Linked DNA regions of Homo sapiens: region 2 is linked to region 1. Evidence: read pairs that join two places in POLR2A ChIA-PET (ENCODE). Cell type or tissue: PC-3. All regions are shown on one strand. Each heading gives the region's core, and the rest is flanking DNA. Links, peaks and the distances in the headings are about the cores only.

Region 1 (10,138 bases), core at 1,281-9,280:
TGACTCTTTATCCAATTTGCCAGTCTGTGTCTTTTAATTGGCGCATTTAGCCCATTTACGTTTAAGGTTAAAATTGTTGTGTGTGAATTTGATCCTGTCAATATGAGGCTAGCTAGTTGTTTTGCCCATTAGTTGATGCAGTTTCTTCATTGTGCCAATGTTCTTTACAATCTAGTATGTTTTTGCAGTGGCTGGTACCAGTTGCTCCTTTCCACGTTTAGTGCTTCCTTCAGGAGCTCTTGTAAGGCAGGCCTGGTGGTGACAAAATCTCTCAGCATTTGCTTGTCTGTAAAGGATTGTGTTTCTCCTTCGCTTATGAAGCTTAGTTTGGCTGGATATGAAATTCTGGGTTGAAAATTCTTTTCTTTAAGAATGTTGAATATTGGACCCCACTCTCTTCCGACTTGTAGAGTTTCTGCAGAGAGATCTGCTGTTAGTCTGATGGGCTTCCCTTTGTGGATAACCCGACCTTTCTCTCTGGCTGCCCTTAAAATTTTTTCCTTCATTTCAACCTTGGTGAATCTGAGAATTATGTGTCTTGGAGTTGCTCTTCTCAAGGAGTATCTTTGTGGTGTTCTCTGTATTTCCTGAATTTGAATGTTGGCCTGTCTTGCTAGGTTGGGGAAGTTCTCCTGGATAATAATCCTGAAGAGTGTTTTCCAACTTGGTTCCATTCTCCTCATCACTTTCAGGACACCAATCAAACACAGATTTGGTTTTCACATAGTCCTGTATTTCTTGGAGGCTTTGTTCATTCCTTTTTTTCCTTTTTCTCTAATCTTGTCTTCAAGCTTTATTTCATTAAGTCGATCTTCAATCACTGATATCCTTTCTTCTGCTTGATTGATTCAGCTATTGAAACTTGTGTATGCCTCACAAAGTTCTCATGCTGTGTTTTTCAGCTCCATCAGGTCATCTATGTTCTTTTCTACACTGGTTATTCTAGTTAGTAATTCATCTAACCTTTTTTCAAGGTTCTTAGCTTCCTTGCATTGGGTTAGAACATGCTCCTTTAACTTGGAGGAGTTTGTTATTACCCACCTTCTGAAGCCTTCTTCTGTCAATTCATCAAACTCATTCTCCATCCAGTTTTGTTCCCTTGCTGGCGAGGAGTTGTGATCCTTTGGAGGAGAAGAGGCATTCTGGTTTTTGGAATTTTTGACCTTCTTGTTCTTGTTTCTCCCCATCTTTGTGGATTTATCTACCTTTGGTCTTTGATGTTGGTGACCTTTGGATGGGGTCTTTGAGTGGATGTGCTATTCCTGTTTGTTAGTTTTCCTTCTGACAGTCAGGCCCCTTTGCTACCAGTCTGTTGGAGTTTGCTGGAGGTCCACTCCCAACCCTGTTTCCCTGGGTATCACCAGAGGATGCTGCAGAACAGCAAAGATTGCTGCCTGGTCTTTCCTCTGGAAGCTTCGTCCCAGAGGGGCACCTCCTAGATGCCAGCCAGAACTCTCCAGTATGAGGTGTCTGTTGGCCCCTACTGGGAGGTGTCTCCCAGTCAGGATACATGGGGGTCGGGGACCCACTTGAGGAGGCAGTCTGTCCCTTAGCAGAGCTTGAATGCTATGCTGGGAGGTCCACTGCTTTCTTCAGAGCTGTCAGGCAGAGACGTTTAAGTCTGCTGAAGCTGTGCCCACAGCTGCCTGTTTTCCCAGGTGCTCTGACCCAGGGAGATGGGGGTTTTATCTGTAAGTCCCTGACTGGGGCTGCTACCTTTTTTTTCAGAGATGCCCTGCCCAGAGAAGGGACGTCTGGCCACAGCAGCCTTGCTGAGCTGCAGTGGGCTCCGCCCAGTTTGAACTTCCCAGTGGCTTTCTTTATACTGTGAGTGTAAAACCACCTACTCAAGCCTCAGCAATGGTGGACGCCCCTCCCCCCACCAAGCTCGTGTCTCAGGTTGATCTCAGACTGCTGCTGTGCTGGCAGTGAGAATTTCAAGCTAGTGGATCTTAGTTTGCTGGGCTCTGTGGGGGTGGGACCCACCAAGCTCGATCACTTGGCTCCCTGGCTTCAGCACCCCTTTCCAGGGGAGTGAATGGCTCTGTCTCGCTGGCATTCCAGGCACCACTGGGGTATGGAAAAAAAGAACTCCGGCAGCTAGTTTGGTGTCTGCCCAAATGGCTGCCCAGTTTTGTGCTTGAAACCCAGGGCCCTGGTGGGGTAGGCACCGGAGGGAATCTCCTGGTTTGCGGGTTGCAAAAACCATGGGACAAGCACAGTGTCTGTACCAGAGTTCCTCAGGCTCAGTGCCTCATGGCTTCCTTTGGGTGGGGCAGAAAATTCCCTGACCCGTTGTGCTTCCCAGGTGAGATGGCTCCCCACCCTGCTTCAGCTTGCCCTCCATGGGCTGCACCCACTGTCCAACCAGTCCCAGTGAGATGAACCGGGTACCTAAGTTGGAAATGCAGAAATCCCCCACCTTCTGCATCAGTCTCTCTGGCAGCTGCAGACCGGAGCTGTTCCTATTCGGCTATCTTGCCAGTAAATCTCTCTCTTTTTTTTTTTTTTTCCCAAGAAGACTGAGCTCTGCATTGATGTGATTAAGTCACACCTCAGGGTTCCTTTGGGCCCTTCACAGTAACTGTGCATCCCTTCAGAGTAATGCCAACATTTTCTGGAATGTTGACAGTCTGATTGCTGAGAATGATCTTCATTCTCTCAGTAGATGCGGCAAAGGAAAAACATCTTCAATGTTATTATGGGGGATAAGGACTTATTCTTGCCATTTTATTATTTGTTTTCTGGTCTTCTCTTTCTTCTTTCTTTTCTTTCTATCTTCCTTTTGGTGAAGGTGGTTTTCTCTGGTGATATAATTTAGTTTCATGCTTTTTCTTTTTGTGTATCTGTTATATGGTTTTTGTTTTGAGATTACCATAGGGCTTGCAAATACTATCTTATAAGCCATTATTTTAAGCTGATAACAACTTAACAATGTTTGCATTAACAAATGAGCAAACAAGCAAAAATAAAATTAATAAAGACTCTATGCCTTAACTTTGTCCCCCCATGTTTTAACTTTTTGTTGTTACTATTAATTCATACCTTATTTGTACTATGTCTTGAAGTTATTACTTTTTGTTCAGTTCATCTTTTCACATAAAATACTACTAATACTAAACTACTCACATCTTTCTACTTAAGATCTTTCTACTTAAGATGTGAGTAGTTTAAACATCACAATTACAGAGTTATAATATTCTGTGTACTTACTATTACTAATGAGTTTTGTACCTTCAGATGATTGCTTATTAACATCATTTTCTTTCTGATTGAAATATTCCCCTTAGCATTTCTTGTAAGACAGGTCTGATGTTGATGAAATCCCTCAGCTTTTGTTTGTCGGGGAAAGTCTTTATTTCTTCTTCATATTTGAAGGATATTTTTTGCCAGATATACTATTCTAGGGTAAAAATTTTTTTCCTTCTGCACTTTAAATATGCCATGCCACTCTCTCCTGACCTGTGAAGTTTCCACTGAGAAGTCTGCTGTCAGATATATTGGAGCTCTGTTGTATGTTATTTGTTTGTTTTATCTTGCTCCTTTTAGGACTCTTTCTTTGTCCTTGACCTTTGGCAATTTGATTATTAAATGCCTGGAGGTAGTCTTCTTTGGGCTAAATCTGTTTGGTGTTCTATAACCTTCTTGTACTTGGATATTGATAGCTTTCTCTAGGTTTGGGAAGTTCTCTGTTATTATCCCTTTGAATAAACTTTCTACCCCATCTCTTTCTCTACCTCTTCTTTGGGGCCAATAACTCTGAGATTTGAGGCTATTTTCTAGATCCTGTAGGTGTGCTTCATCTTTTTTTTTTCTTTTTGAGATGGAGTTTCGCTCTTGTTGCCCAGGCTGGAGTGCAATGGCATGATCTTGGCTCACTGCAACCTCTGCCTCTTTGGTTCAAGTAATTCTCTTGCCTCAGCCTCCCCAGTAGCTGGGATTACAGGCATGTGCACCACACCTGGCTAATTTTTATTTTTAGTAAAGATGGGGTTTCTCCATGTTGGTCAGGCTGGTCTTGAAATCCCAACCTCAAGTGATCTGCCCGCCTCAGTCTCCCAAAGTGCTGGGATTACAGGCATGAGCCACCATGCCCAGCCTGCTTCATCGTTTTTTATTCTTTTTTCTTTTGTCTCCTCTGACTGTGTATTTTCAAATATTATAATAGCTTATCTTCAAGCTCAGTAATTCTGTCTTCTGCCTGATAATTCTGCTATTAAAAGACACAGAAGCATTCTTCAGTATGCCAATTGCATTTTTCTTTTTTTTTAATTATTATACGTTAAGTTCTAGGGTACATGTGCACAACGTGCAGGTTTGTTACATATGTATATATGTGCCATGTTCATGTGCTGCACCTGTTAACTCATCATTTACATTAGGTATATCTCCTAATGTTATCCCTCCTCCCTCCCCCTACCCCATGACAGGCCCCAGTGTGTGATGTTCCCTACCCTGTGTCCAAGTGTTCTTATTGTTCAATTCCCATGTATGAGTGAGAACATGCGGTGTTTGGTTTTCTGTCCTTGTGATAGTTTGCTGAGAATGATGGTTTCCAGCTTCATCAACGTCCCTAAAAATGACATGAACTCATCCTTTTTTATGGCTGCATAGTGCATATGTGCCACATTTTCTTAATCTAATCTATCATTGATGGACATTTGGGTTGGTTCCAAGTCTTTGCTATTGTGAATAGTGCACACATACGTGTGCATGTGCCTTTATAGCAGCATGATTTATAATCCTTTGGGTGTATACCCAGTAATGGGATAGCTGGGTCAAATGGTATTTCTAGTTCTAGATTGCTGAGGAATCGCCACACTGTCTTCCACAATTGTTGAACTAGTTTACACTCCCACCAACAGTGTAAAAGCATTCCTATTTCTCCACATCCTCTCCAGCACCTGTTGTTTCCTGACTTTTTAGTGATTGCCATTCTAACTGGTGTGAGATGGTATCTCACTGTGGTTTTGATTTGCATTTCTCTGATGGCCAGTGATGATGAGCATTTAATTTTCATGTGTCTGTTGGCTGCATGAATGTCTTCTTTTGAGAAGTGTCTGTTCATATCCTTTGCCCACTTTTTGATGAGGTTGTTTGATTTTTTTCTTGTAAATTTGATTAAGTTCTCCGTAGATTCTGGATATCAGCCCTTTGTCAGATAAGTAGTTTGCAAAAATTTTCTCCCATTCTGTAGGTTGCCTGTTCACTCTGATGGTAGTTTATTTTGCTGTGCAGAAGCTCTTTAATTTAATTAGATCTAATTTGTCAATTTTGGCTTTTTTTGCCATTGCTTTTGGTGTTTTAGTCATGAAGTCCTTGCCCATGCCTGTGGCCTGAATGGTATTGCCTAGGTTTTCTTCTAGGGTTTTTATGGTTTTAGATCTAACATTTAAGTCTTTAATCCATCTTGAATTAATTTTTGTAGAAGATGTAAGGAAGGGATCCAGTTTCAGCTTTCTACATATGGCTAGCCAGTTTTCCCAGCACCATTTGTTAAATAGGGAATTCTTTCCCCATTTCTTGTTTTTGTCAGGTTTGTCAAAGATCAGATGGTTGTAGATGTGTGGTATTATTTCCGGGGGCTCTATTCTGTTCCATTGGTCTATATCTCTGTTTTGGTACCAGTACCATGCTGTTTTGCTTACTGTAGCCTTGTAGTATAGTTTGAAGTCAGGTAGCATGATGCCTCCAGCTTTGTTCTTTTGGCTTAGGAATGACTTGGCAATGTGGGCTCTTTTTTGGTTCCATATGAACTTTAAAGTAGCTTTTTCCAATTCCGTGAAGAAAGTCATTGGTAGCTTGATGGGGATGGCATTGAATCTACAAATTACCTTGAGCAGTATGGCCATTTTCACGATATTGATTCTTCCTACCCATGAGCATGGAATGTTCTTCCATTTGTTTGTGTCCTCTTTTATTTCATTGAGCAGTGGTTTGTAGTTCTCCTTGAAGAGGTCCTTCACATGCCTTGTAAGTTGGATTCCTAGGTATTTTATTCTCTTTGAAGCAATTGTGAATGTGAGTTCACTCATGATTTGGCTCTCTGTTTGTCTGTTGTTGGTGTATAAGAATGCTTGTGATTTTTGTACATTGATTTTGTATCCTGAGACTTTGCTGAAGTTGCTTATCAGCTTAAGGAGATTTTGGGCTGAGACAATGGGGTTTTCTAAATATACAATCATGTCATCTGCAAACAGGGACAATTTGACTTCCTCTTTTCCTAACTGAATACCCTTTATTTCTTTCTCTTGCCTGATTGCCCCGGCCAGAACTTCCAACACTATGTTGAATAGGAGTGGTGAGAGAGGGCATCCCTGTCTTGTGCCAGTTTTCAAAGGGAATGCTTCCAGTTTTTGCCCATTCAGTATGATATTGGCTGTGGGTTTGTCATAAATAGGTCTTATTATTTTGAGATACATCCCATCAATACCTAATTTATTGAGAGTTTTTAGCATGAAGGGCTGTTGAATTTTGTCAAAGGCCTTTTCCGCATCTATTGAGATAATCAAGTGGTTTTTGTCTTTGGTTCTGTTTATAAGCTGGATTATATTTATTGATTTGTGTATGTTGAACCAGCATTGCATCCCAGGGATGAAGCCAACTTGATCATGATGGATAAGCTTTTTGATGTGCTGCTGGATTTGATTTGCCAGGATTTTATTGAGGATTTTTGCATCGATGTTCATCAGGGACATTAGTCTAAAATCCTTTTTTCGTTGTGTCTCTGCCAGGCTTTGGTATCAGGATCATGTTGGCCTCATAAAATGAATTAGGGAGGATTCCCTCTTTTTCCATTGATTGGAATAGTTTCAGAAGGAATGGTACCAGCTCCAGTAGAATTCGGCTGTGAATCTATCTGGTCCTGGACTTTTTTTGGTTGGTAGGCTATTAACTATTGCCTCAATTTCAGAACCTGTTATTGGTCTATCAGAGATTCAACTTCTTCCTGGGTTAGTCTTGGGAGGGTGTATGTGTCCAGGAATTTATCCGTTTCTTCTAGATTTTCTAGTTTATTTGTGTCGAGGTGTTTATAGTATTCTCTGATGGTAGTTTTTATTTCTGTGGGATCGGTGGTGATATCCCCTTTATCATTTTTTATTGCATCTATTTGATTCTTCTCTCTTTTCTTCTTTATTAGTCTTGCTAGCAGTCTATCAATTTTGTTGATCTTTTCAAAAAACCAGCTCCTGGATTCATTGATTTTTTGAAGGGTTTTTTGTGTCTCTCTCTCCTTCAGTTCTGCTCTGATCTTAGTTATTTCTTGCCTTCTGCTAGCTTTTGAATGTGTTTGCTCTTGCTTCTCTAGTTCTTTTAATTGTGATGTTAGGGTGTCAATTTTAGATCTTTCCTGCTTTCTCTTGTGGGCATTTAGTGCTATAAATTTCCCCCTACACACTGCTTTAAATGTGTCCCAGAGATTCTGGTATGTTGTGTCTTTGTTCTCATTGGTTTCAAAGAACATCTTTATTTCTGCCTTCATTTCGTTATGTACCCAGTAGTCATTCAGCAGCAGGTTGTTCAGTTTCCATGTAGTTGAGCAGTTTTGAGTGAGTTTCTTAATCCTGAGTTCTAGTTTGATTGCACTGTGGTCTGAGAGACAGTTTGTTATAATTTCTATTCTTTTACATTTGCTGAGGAGTGCTTTACTTCCAACTATGTGGTCAACTTTGGAATAAGTGTGATGTGGTGCTGAGAAGAAGGTATATTCTGTTGATTTGGGGTGGAGAGTTCTGTAGATATCTATTAGGTCTGCTTGGTGCAGAGCTGAGTTCAATTCCTGGATATCCTTGTTAACTTTCTGTCTCATTGATCTGTCTAATGTTGACAGTGGTGTGTTAAAGTCTCCCATTATTATTGTGTGGGAGTCTAAGTCTCTTTGTAGGTCTCTAAGGACTTGCTTTATGAATCTGGATGCTCTTGTATTGGGTGCATGTATATTTAGGATAGTTAGCTCTTCTTGTTGCACTGATCCCTTTACCACTATGTAATGGCTTTCTTTGTCTCTTTTGATCTTTGTTGGTTTAAAGTCTCTTTTATCAGAGACTAGGATTGCAACCCCTGCTTTTTTGTTTTCCATTTGCTTGGTAAATATTCCTCCATCCCTTTATTTTGAGCCTATGTGTGTCTCTGCACATGAGTTGGGTCTCCTGAATACGGCACACTGGTGGGTCTTGACTCTTTATCCAATTCACCAGTCTGTGTCTTTTAATCGGAGCATTTAGCCCATTTACATTTAAGATTAATATTGTTATGTGTGAATTTGATCCTGTCATTATGATGTTAGCTGGTTATTTTGCTCGTTAGTTGATGCAGTTTCTTCCTAGCCTCAAAGATCTTTACAATTTGACATGTTTTTGCAGTGGCTGGTACTGGTTGTTCCTTTCCATGTTTAGTGCTTCCTTCAGGAACACCAAAGTTCTTTTGAATATCTGGAAAGCCTTCCCAAACGGGCAGGCACAAACAAGGCCAGACAGTGACAACTGCAATAAATACCTAACTCTTCAATGCCCAGACATAGACAAACTTCTACAAGTATGAAGATGATCCAGGAAAACATGACCTCATAAAATGAACTAAATAATGCACCAGGGATAAATCCTGGAGAAACAGAGATGTATGACTGTATCAGTCCATTTCCACACTGCTATAAAGAACTACCTGATACTGGATTATTTATAAAGGACAGAGGCTTAATTGACCCACTTTTGCATGGCTGGGTAGGCCTCCGGAAACTTAAAATCATGGCAGAAGGTGAAAGAGAAGCAAAACACATCTTACATGGCAGTGGGGGCTGGGGTAATGACAAACACATTTAAACCATCAGATCTCATGGGAACTCACTCACTATCATGAGAACAGCATGGGTGAAACCACAACCCATGATCCAATCACCTCCCACCAGGTACTTATCTCAACACAGGGGGATTATAATTTAAGATGAGATTTGGGTGGGGACACAGAGCCAAACCATATCATTATGCCCCTGGCCCCTCCCAAATTTTATATTCTTCTCACATTTCAAAGCCAACCATGCCTTCCCAACAATCCCTCAATGTCTTAATTCATTCCAGCATTAACTCAAATGTCCAAGTCCAAAGTCTCATCTGAGACAAGGCAAGTTCCTTCCACCTATAAGCCTGTAAAATAAAAAACAAGTTAGTTACTTCCAAGATACACTGGGGATACAGGTATTGTGTAAGTGTTCCCATTCTAAATGGAAAAAATTGGCCAAAACAAAGGTACCACAGGACCCCTGCAAGTTTGACACCCATCAGGGCAGCCACTAAATTTTAAAGATCCAAAATAATCTCCTTTGACTCCATATCTCACATCCAGGATACAATGACACAAGAGGTGGGCTCCCAAGGCCCTGGACAGCTCAGCCTCTTTGGCTTTGCAGGGTGCAGCCCCTGCAGATGCTTTCATCGGCTGGCATTGGTGCCTGTGGCTTTTCCAGGTGCACAGTGCAAGCTATGGGTGGATCTACTATTCTGGGGTTTGGAGGACAGAGAAGAGCTCACAGGTTCACTAGGCAGTGCCCCAGTAGGGACTCTGTGTGGGGGCTCCAACCCCACATTTCCCCTCTGCATGGCCCTAGTAAAAGTTCTTCATGAGGGCTCTACCCCTGCAACAGACTTAGGAAACTTACAATTATGGTAGGAGGTGAAAGGGAAGCAAGGCGTCTTACATGGCAGCAAGAGTTGGTGGGACTGCAAAACACTTTTAAACCATCAGATCTCATGAGAACTCACTCACTATCACAAGAACAGCATGAGGGAAACTGCCCCCATGATCCAACCAACTCCCACTAGGTCCCACCCTCAACACATGGGGATTACAATTTGAAATGAAATCTGGGTGGGGACACAGAGCCAAACCACATCAGTGACCTTTCAGACAGAGAATCCAAAATAGCTGTTTTGAGGAAACGCAAAGAAATTCAAGGTAATACAGAGAAAGAATTCAGAATTCTATCAGATAAATTTAACAAAGAGATTGAAATAGTTAAAAAGAATCAAACAGAAATTCTGGAGTTGAAAAATGTGGGGGAAGGTTCCAAGATGGCCAAATAAGAACAGCTCCAGTCTGCAGCTCCCAGCATGAGCAACACAGAAGATGGGTGATTTCTGCATTT
Region 2 (10,138 bases), core at 1,017-9,016, 260 kb before region 1:
TCTCAGGAGGCTGAGGCAGGAGGATCACTTGAACCCAGGAGGTCAAGGCTGCAGTGAGCCATGATGGCACCACTGCACTCAGCCTGGGTGACAGAGTGAGACCTTGTCTCAAAAAAAAAAAAAAAAAAAAAAAAGGCAGCCAGTGGCCAGCTCAGTTATAGGAAAGGACACAAGCCACTTGTGTTCCTGGTTCCCTTGGTGTGGTTTGAGAGCTACATTTTTCTCTAAAAGCAGAGGTTTGGAGGAGATTCCCCCTGAGGAACCAAGTTCAACAGTCTACTTAGCTTAGAACAAGGCAGAGTCCTGGCTGGTGTCAAAATAGGGGACTGTGGACAGAAACAGAAGGCCTCTACCTTTATTTAGAAGAGCCTACTCAGTTTCTGAAACCACTTTCCAAGGAAATTGTCTTGGGGTGATGGTGTGGATTTATTTACAAGACAATTAATGTCTTTGACTCAACTTTTTTTTCTCTTTTTTTTTTTTTTTTTTTTTTTTTTTTTTGAGACGGAGTCTCGCTCTGTCGCCCAGGCTGGAGTGCAGTGGCGCAATCTCGGCTCACTGCAATCTCTGCCTCCTGGGTTCAAGTGATTCTCCTGCCTCAGTCTCCTGAGTAGTTGGGACTACAGGCACCCACCACCACGCCTGGCTAATTTTTGTATTTTTAGTAGAGACAGGGTTTCACCATATTGGCCTTGCTGGTCTCGAACTCCTGACCTTGTGATCCGCCCGCCTCGGCCTCCCAAAGTGCTGGGATTACAGGCATGAGCCACTGCACCTGGCCAAAAAAATTTTTTTTAATTAGCTGTGCATAGTGGCATGTGCCTACATTTCCAGCTACTCAGGAGGCTAAGGTGGGAGGACTGCTTGAGTCTGGGAGGTTGAGGTTACAGTGAGCTATGATCATGTCACTGTATTACAGCCTGAGTGACAGCAAGATTCTGTCTCAAAAAAAAGAAAAAGGAATAGAGTTATGGAAAAAGCAGCGAAGACAGAGAAAAGGAAAGAAGCACTATGGGAAGGCACAGAGTTAAGAATGGGCAAATCATGTACCAAGGAGAGCTTTCATTTCAAGTGAACAAAATTTGAAACAAATATCCTATAGCTTCAATCGAGAATCTGGAGAGCTGGGGTTTGAGAAACATTTCAATTTCGACTGCCTGAGAAATGGCTTCCAAGGCAGTGGTCCTCACCCTGGCTCTCTAAATGGCATGGGGATGGAGAGTGAGCTATTTCTTGTATTCTTAAAAAGCCTAAAGAAAATGGGCTGGGCACAGTGGCTCATGCCTGTAATCCCAGCATTTTGGGAGGCGGAGGTGGGCAGATTGCCTGAGCTCGGGAGTTAGAGACCACCCTGGGCAACATGGTGAAACCCCATCTCTACTAAAATAAAAAAATTAGCTGGGTGTGGTGATGCGTGCCTGTAGTCCCAGCTACTCAGGAGGCTGAGGCACGAGAATTGCTTGAGCCCCGGGAGGCGGAGGTTGCAGTGAGCCAAGATCGTGCCACTTCACTCTAGCTTGGGCTACAGAGTGAGACTCTGTCTCAAAAAAAAAAAAAAGAAAAGAAAATGGAACATTTGCTTGCGACAGTTCTCCACACACTTTTTTTTTTTTTTTTTTTTGAGATGGAGTTTCGCTCTTGTTGCCCAGGCTGGATCGTGCAATGGCGCAATCTTGGTTTATTGCAATCTCTGCCTCCTAGGTTCAAGTGATTCTCCTGCCTCAGCCTCCCAAGTAGCTAGGATTACAGCATGCGCCACCACGCCCAGCTAATTTTGTATTTTTATTAGAGATGAGGTTTCTCCATGTTGGTCAGGCTGGTCTCGAACTCCCGACTTCAGGTGATCCACCTGCCTCAGCCTCCCAAAGTGCTAGGATAACAGGCGTGAGCCACCACCGCGCCCGGCCCTGCACAAACTTTTTTTTTTTTTTTTTTTTTGAGACGGAGTCTTGCTCTGTCACCTGGGCTGGAGGGCAGTGGCCCGATCTCAGTTCACTGCAACCTCCGCCTCCTGGGTTCATGCCCTTCTCCTGTCTCAATCTCCCAAGTAGCTGGGACTATAGGCGCCCACCACCACGCCCGGCTAATTTTTTGTATTTTTAGTAGAGACGGGGTTTCACCGTGTTAGCCAGGATGGTCTCGATCGCCTGACCTCGTGATCCGCCCGCCTCAGCCTACCAAAGTGGTGGGATTACAGGTGTGAGCCACTGCGCCCGGCCCAAACTATTTTTTAAAAAACTTCATTGGCTTAAAACTAGAGCACATGCAGGCTGGGCGTGGTGGCTCACGCCTGTAATCCCAGCACTTTGGGAGGCCGAGGTGGGTGGATCACCTGAGGTTGGGAGTTTGAGACCAGCCTGAGCAACATGGAGAAACCCCGTCTCTACTGAAAATACAAAATTAGCCGGGTGTGGTGGCACATGCCTGTAATCCCAGCTACTAGGGAGGCTGAGGCAGGAGAATCGCTTGAACCCAGGAGGCAGAAGTTGCGGTGAGCCGAGATCGCGCCATTGCACTCCAGCCTGCGCAACAAGAGCGAAACTCCATCTTAAAAAACAAACAAACAAACAAAAACAACTAGAGCACATGCTTTGTAAAAATACTCAGAACAGAATTATATACAGTAAAAAGTAAAAGATTGAACCATGCACCCTCAGACACCCCCCACACAAATACCCTGTTACTCCAATCTACCTCCCCAGAGTAACCAGAGTGATTTGGTGTGTAGATCACTGTGTGTCAGATCTGTTTCTATAAATATGCAACCATATGTACATAAATATTAGCTAATATTAGCTGGGCATGGTGGTGCTCTGATAGCCCTAGCTACTCAGGAGGCTGAGCCTAGTAGTTAGAGGCTGCAGTGAACTATGATTGTGCCAAGGTACTCCAGCCCAGGTGACAGAGCAAGACCTTTGTCTCTAAAAATCAAATCAATAAAGAAAAAGTTTTAAAAATGTGGCTAATATTATTATTAGAGTATGGCTGTATTATCATTTAACCCTTCCCTTCACGATATTAAGGTTGTTTCCCTCTTGCCCTGTTACAAAAATGCTTCATTGGATGTCATTGCACATATATCTTGCTCAGGTGCCTTTGCTTTCTGCTGGTATTACAGTAAATCAGTATATTAGTTATTTTATGGGAAAAATAAACTTTTTTTTTTTTTTTGGAGACAGAGTCTGACTCTTGCCCAGGCTGGGAGCAGTGGCATGTTCTCGGCTCACTGCAACCTCCGCCTCCCAGGTTCAAGCGATTCTCTTGCCTCAGCCTCCCGAGTAACTGGGATTACAGGCGCGTGCCACCACATACAGCTAATTTTTGTATTTTTAGTAGAGACAGGGTATTGCCACGTTGGCCAGGCTGGTTTCGAACTCCTGACTTCAGGTGACACGCCTGTCCTCGGCCTCTCAAAGTGCTGGGATTACAGGCATGAGCCACTGCGCCCGACCAGAAAAAAATAAACTACTGATTGAGCTTATGAATGTAGTCTGGTGGAAAAAAAAACTTTCAAAACAGTTCCTTCGTAGGGGAAAAGGAACAAAAATCATGTCCACTGCGGCCTGAGGGAGCACTACAGCTGTTTCTCTTGGTGCATTCATTCTGCACATTGACTGGAGGTGGAAGACTTGTTGGAGGTGCCCTTCATACATGCTGCTCTCTATTGTGGCAAATATGGGAAGGAGCTTTGGAGGACAAGTAGAAGGGTCTGCATGAAAGTGACAGCTGAGGGGCCGGGCGCCATGGCTCACGCCTGTAATCCCAGCACTTTGGGAGGCTGAGGCAGGTGGATCACGAGGTCAAGAGATTGGGACCATCCTGGCCAACATGGCAAAACCTCGTCTCTACTAAAAATACAAAAATTAGCCAGGCGTGGTGGTGCACACCTGTAGTCCCAGCTACTCGGGAGGCTGAGGCAGGAGAATCACTTGAATCTGGGAGGCAGAGGTTGCAGTGAGCCGAGATCGCGCCACTGCACTCCAGGCCTGGCAACAGAGCGAGACTCCTTCTCAAAAAAAAAGAAAGTGACAGTTGAGGGTTAGCATCTTGGACCTTAGCTGCTCTCTTTCCCTCACACTGCTTAGAAAAGATTTGCATTTACTGCCTCCCTTCGTTCTTTCACAGTCGAACCTCTCTTTACTTGCCTCTTACCACATCTGGTAAGTCTTATAGATTCTTCCCTTGTAATGAGAGGCAAAGGAAATCACCTTCAGAACTTGGAACAGGATCAACTCTGGGACTCTTGGATAAACAAAATCTGTTCCCTGAATATTTTCAGTGAAAGGTGAATATGGAGGTGTCCTGGGGAGTGACTGCATTCTTCCTCGGCCACCACAAACAGGAGACCCAGCGCCCCCTAAGGGCCAACTTTGGCATCTCCAAAGGAGAAGGGTGCCCCTCACCCTATAAAGAATCTCTCCATATTGGCTGGGCGCGGTGGCTTACGCCTGTAATCCCGGCAATTTTTGGAGGGGAGGCTGAGGCAGGCGGATCACTTGAGGTGAGGAGTTTGAGACGAGCCTGGCCAACATGGTGAAACCAGGTCTCTACTGAAAAATACAAAATTAGCCAGGTGTGGTGGTGCGCACCTGTAATTGGGAGGCTGAGGCATTATAATAGCTTGAACCTGGGAGGTGGAGGCTGCAGTAAGGCGAGGTGAGATGGGGCCACTACACTCCATCCTGGGCGACAAAGCAAGACTCTCTTTCGAAAAGAAAAAAAAAAGAATCTCTCCATATGATCCATCTTGAAGGACCTGGACTAGGTTTTGTTAAAGGAACTAGCAGGCTTCCTTATCCCTTGAGACAGCAAAAATACGAGTGAATTTACAATGGACTAAACAATGTGTAGAAATAATTTACTCTAAAAGATGGTTTGTTTTTGAGTTGCTGAGGTCCAGCCAAAGTGGCTAACTTCTGGTCTCAGGAAAAAACAACTGAAGTTTGGAGAGTCCTAAATTTACCAAGCCTGGCTAAATAGTGTGTAACCAACAGCAAATGACCTGCCTAGGATTTAGAAAAGGGTTATCTAAAGAGTAAGGTTGGCTGGGCGCTGTAGCTTATGCCTGTAATCCCAGCACTTTGGGAGGCCGAGGCAGGTGGATCACCTGAGGTCAGGAGTTTGAGACCATCCTGGCCAACATGGCGAAACCCTGTCTCTACTAAAAATACAAAAATTAGCCGGGCATGGTGGCTCGCGCCTATAGTCCCAGCTACTTGGGAGGCTGAGGCAGGAGAATTGCTTGAATCCTAGAGGCAGAGGTTGCAGTGAGCCGAGATCACACCACTGCACTCCAGACTGGGCAACAGAGTCAGACTGTGTCTCAAAAAAAAAAAAAAAAAAAGATCTATATATGATTTATTTTAAAGAATTGGCTCATTGGCTCATGTGATTATGGGAGCTGGCAAGTCTAAAATCTGTAGGGCAGGCCAGCAGGCTGAAAACAAGCAGAAGTAATGCTACAGTTTTTTTTTTTTCCAACTTTCATTTTAGGCTCAGGGGGTACGTGTGCAAGTTTGTTACATGAGTAAACTGTGTGTCACTGAGGGTTAGTGTATGAATGATCCCGTCACCCAGTTAGTGAGCATAGTACCTCCCTCCCTTCCCCTTCTAGCAGTCCCCAGTGTCTATTTCCATCTTTATGTCCGTGTGTGCTCAATGTTTAGCTCTCACTTATAAGTGAGAACTAGCGGTGTTTTGTTTTCTATTCTCACATTAATTTATTTTTCTTTCTTTCTTTCTTTTTTTTTTTTTTTTTTGAGACGGAGTCTTGCTCTGTCACCCAGGCTGGAATACAGCGGCATGATCTCGGCTCACTGCAACCTCCACCCCCTGGGTTCAAGCGATTCTCCTGCCTCAGCCTCCCGAGTAGCTGGGATTACAGGCGCCTGCCACCACGCCCGGCTAATTTTTTTGTATCTTTAGTAGAGACGGGGTTTCACCATGTCGGTCAGGCTGGTCTCGAACTCCTGACCTCAGGTGATCCACCCGTCTTGGCCTCCCAAAGTGCTGAGATTACAGGCATGAGCCACCGTGCCCAGCCCAGCCATGACTTTTTAATTTTCATTTTTTTTTTTTTTTGAGACAGAGTTTTGCTCTGTCGCCCAGGCTATAGTGCAGTGGCACGATCTCTGCTCACTGCAAGCTCCACCTACCGGGTTCACGCCATTCTCCTGCCTCAGCCTCCCGAGTAGCTGGGACTACAGGTACCCGCCACTGCGCCCGGCTAATTTTTTGTATTTTTAGTAGAGGCAGGGTTTCACTGTGTTAGCCAGGATGGTCTCGATCTGACCTCGTGATCCACCCGTCTCGGCCTCCCAAAGTGCTGGGATTACAGGTGTGAGCCACTGCGCCCGGCATGACTTTTTAATAATAGCCATTCTGACTGGTGTGAGATGGTATCTTATTGCGGTTTTGATTTGCCTTTCTCTAATGATTAGTAATATTGAACATTTTTTCCATATATTTGTTGGCAACATCTATGTCTTCTTTAGAGAAGTGTCTGTTCATGTCCTTTGCCCAGTTTTTTTGCTTGTTTGTTTTCTTTTTCTGGGAGACAGGGTCTTACTCTGTCAACCAGGCTGGAGTGCAGCTGCAGCCTCAACCTCCTTGGCTCAAAGGATCCTCCCACCACAGCCTCCCTAGTAGCTAGGACTACAGGCACGTGCCACCATGCTGGGTTTTTGTTTTGTTTTGTTTTGCAGAGACGTGGTCTCACTCTGTTGCTCAGGTTAGTCTGGAGCTCCTGGGCTCAAGCAGTCCTCCCACCTCTGCCTCCCAAAAGTGTTAGGATCACAAGGGTAAGCCACTGCAACGGGCTGAGAAAATTTTAAAATATTTGTTTCCTTTTTTTTCTTTTTTTTTTTTTTTGAGAAGGAGTTTCGCTCTTGTTGCCCAGGCTGGAGTTCAATGGCGCTATCTTGGCTCACCGCAACCTCCGCCTCCTGGGTTCAAGCGATTCTCCTGCCTCAGCCTCCCAAGTAACTACAATTATAAGTGCACCACCAGGCTCAGCTAATTTTTTTGTGTTTTTAGTAGAGATGGGGTTTTACTATATTGGCCAAGCTGTTCTTGAACTCCTGACATCAAGTGATCTGCTGACCTTGGCCTCCCAAAGTGCTGGGATTACAGGTATGACCCACTGCGCCCAGCCTTTTGAGATAATATATTTAAAGTGCCTGGCATGTGGTAGAGCTTAATTAATATTAGCCTGGGCAGGGTATGGTGGCTCATGCCTATAATCCCAGCACTTTGGGAGGCCGAGGTAGGTGGACCACGAGGTCAGGAGTTCAAGACCAGCCTAGCCAAGATGGTGAAATCCCGTCTCAACTAAAAATACAAAAATTAGCCAGGCATGGTGGCGGTCACCTGCAATCCCAGCTACTTGGGAGGCTGAGGCAGAGAATTGCTTGAACCCGGGAGGTGGAGCTTGCAGTGAGACGTGATTGTGCCACTGCACTCCAGCCTGGGTGACAGAGTGAGACTCCATCTCACAAAAATAAATAAATAAATAAATATTAGCCTGGCTAGGACTATCATGTTATGAGGCAAGAATGATTGCTGAAGACTGGATAGCTACACAAGCCTATAGAGAAGGAGGGAGGCCTTGGCTAGACCTTCAAAAGAAAGGACATAAGCACAAAGATCAGGGAGAGGTAACAGGTTTATTTATTTTTATTTTATTTTTTTGAGACAGAGTTTCACTCGTTGCCCAGGCTGGAGTGCAATAGCGCGATCTCGGCTCACTGCAACCTCCGCCTCCCGGGTTCAAGTGATTCTCCTGCATCAGCCTCCCAAGTAGCTGTGATTACAGGCACACACCACCATGCCTGGCTAATTTTTTGTATTTTTAGTAGAGACGGGGTTTCACCATGGCCAAGCTGGTCTTGAACTCCTGACCTCAGGTGATCTGCCTGCCTCAGCCTGCCAAAGTGGTGGGATTACAGGCGTGAGCCACCGTGCCCGGCCAAGGTAACAGGTTTTATATGTATTTTAAAAAATATTTTACGTGTAATATAAACACGCTTATACAGAACATTTGGAAAATACAATTTTTCCACATAGTTGAGGTCATTCTGTGTGTAAAATTTGTAATGTGTGTCTCTTAATGGCATGTCATAAGACTTTCTCCATGTTACTACATTTTCTTTGACAACACTGATTTTAATGGCTGCTGAAGATTTCATTGAGGCCGGGTGTGGTGGCTCACGCCTGTAATCCCAGCACTTTGGGAGGCTGAGGTGGGTGGATCATTTGAGGTCTGGAGTTCAAGACCAACCTGGCCAACATGGTGAAACCCCGTCTCTACTGAAAATACAAAAATTAGCCGGGCAGTAGTGGCGTGCGCCTGTAATCCCAGCTGCTTGGGAGGCTGAAGCAGGAGAATCACTTGAGCCTGAGAGGCAGAGGTGTCTCAAAAAAAAAAAAAAAAAAAAAAAAAAAAAAAATCCACCACTCCCTGGCCTCTTTCTCCTCTCTTTTTGAGTTTTCCTTGCTTTTCTTGTCTGATTTTTATTGCAGATTAACAGTAGAATTATTTTATCAAGTAACAAAAGATTCCATTAGAATTGTGATTGAATGGGCCGGGCGCAGTGGCTCACGCCTGTAATCCCCCCACTTTGGGAGGCCGAGGCGGGTGGATCACGAGGTCAGGAGATTGAGACCACCGTGGCTAACACGGTGAAACCCCATCTCTACTAAAAATACAAAAAATTAGCCGGGCGTGGTGGCGGGCGCCTGTAGTCCCAGCTACTTGGAAGGCTGAGGCAGGAGAATGGCATGAACCTGGGAGGCGGAGCTTGCAGTGAGCTGAGATCGTGCCACTGCACTCCAGCCTGGGTGACAGAGCGAGACTCCGTCTCAAAAAACAAAAAAAAAGAATCGTAATTGAATGTTGTAAAAGTGAGAACTTGAGAAATTAATTTGGTAAGAATTTACATCTTTATAAGATTCATTATTTTCTAAGATTATGGCTTGTTTCTCCATTTTTTTTTTAGTCTTCTATTTTATCTTGCAGCAATTTTTTTTTTTTCCTTTTTGATAGGGTCTTGCTCTGTCACTCAGGCTGGAGTGCAGTGGTTTGATCACAGCTCACTGCAGACTCAACTTCCTGGGCTCAAGCAGTCCTCCCACCTCAGCCTCTTGGGTAGCTGGGACTACAGGTGTGTGCCACAATGCCCAGGTCATTTTTTTTTTTTTTGAGATGGAGTTTTGCTCTTGTTGCCCAGGCTGGAGAACAATGGCCCGATCTTGGCCCACTGCAACCTCCGCCTACCAGCTTCAAGCAATTATCCTGCCTCAGCCTCCTGAGTAGCTGGGATTATAAGTGCCTGCCACCACGCCCAGCTAATTTTTGTATTTTCAGTAGAGATAGGCTTTCACCATGTCGGCCAGGCTGGTCTCGAACTCCTCACCTCAGGTGATCCACCTGCCTCGGCCTCCCAAAGTGCTGGGATTACAAGCCACCGTGCCCGGCTGCTAATTTTTTTTTTGAGACAGGGTCTCACTCTGTCGCCCAGACTGGAGTGCAGCGGCACAATCTCGGCTCACGGTAATCTCTGCCTCCAAGGTTCAAGGGATTCTCTCGCCTCAGCCTCCCGAGTAGCTGGGATTACAGGCATGTGCCACCACACCCAGCTAATTTTTGTATTTTCAGTAGAGACGGGGTTTCACCATGTTGGCCAGGCTGACGCCCAGCTAATTTTTAAAATTTTTTTGTAGAGATGGGGTATTGTTATGTTGCCTAGGCTGGCCTTGAACTCCTAGGCTCAAGCAATCCTCCTGCCTCGGCCTCCCAAAGTGTTGGGATTACAAGCATAAGCCACTGTAACCAGCCTATAATTTTCTTTATGTCAGTTTCTCACATTTTTCAGTAAAGATAAATATTTTATAGTAGTGTTACTGTTACCACTGTGAATGGGGAAAATAATAATCACAATAGCCAATATGTATTGAAGGTTTACTATGTGCAGGGTAGCTTCTAAATGCTTTACTATGTTAACTAATTTAATATTCATAATGACTTTATAAGAGCTATTATTTACATTCCCATTTTGTGGATGAGAAAACTGAGGCCAGAAGGGTTAGGTTCACAGTCCTAGTAAATGAATGAACAGGGCTTTAACGTCTTGCTATCTGG

What was found. Peaks named below come from ENCODE experiments on the same cell type or tissue, not always from the same donor. Only the 100,000 strongest peaks of a DNase experiment are listed, where the experiment ranks them.
Region 2: POLR2A ChIA-PET joins it to region 1 with 5 read pairs; 2 of 35 experiments call an interaction of 5 or more read pairs at or near these places.

The regions. Positions count from the first base shown.
Region 1 is chr14:22,678,074-22,688,211 of GRCh38, reverse strand. No RefSeq gene overlaps it. Among named protein-coding and RNA genes, the nearest start is that of OR6J1, 39 kb to the right of the region's middle. In PC-3, for the core only: no CTCF peak of the experiment used is centred there; no DNase peak of the experiment used is centred there; H3K27me3 peaks cover 1,452 bases.
Region 2 is chr14:22,935,302-22,945,439 of GRCh38, reverse strand. All of the region lies in intron 2 of PRMT5-DT (PRMT5 divergent transcript), which reads right to left. Among named protein-coding and RNA genes, the nearest start is that of TRR-ACG1-3, 11 kb to the right of the region's middle. In PC-3, for the core only: CTCF peaks have their summits at 4,165 and 4,365 (motif pointing left); a DNase peak (open chromatin) is centred at 5,529.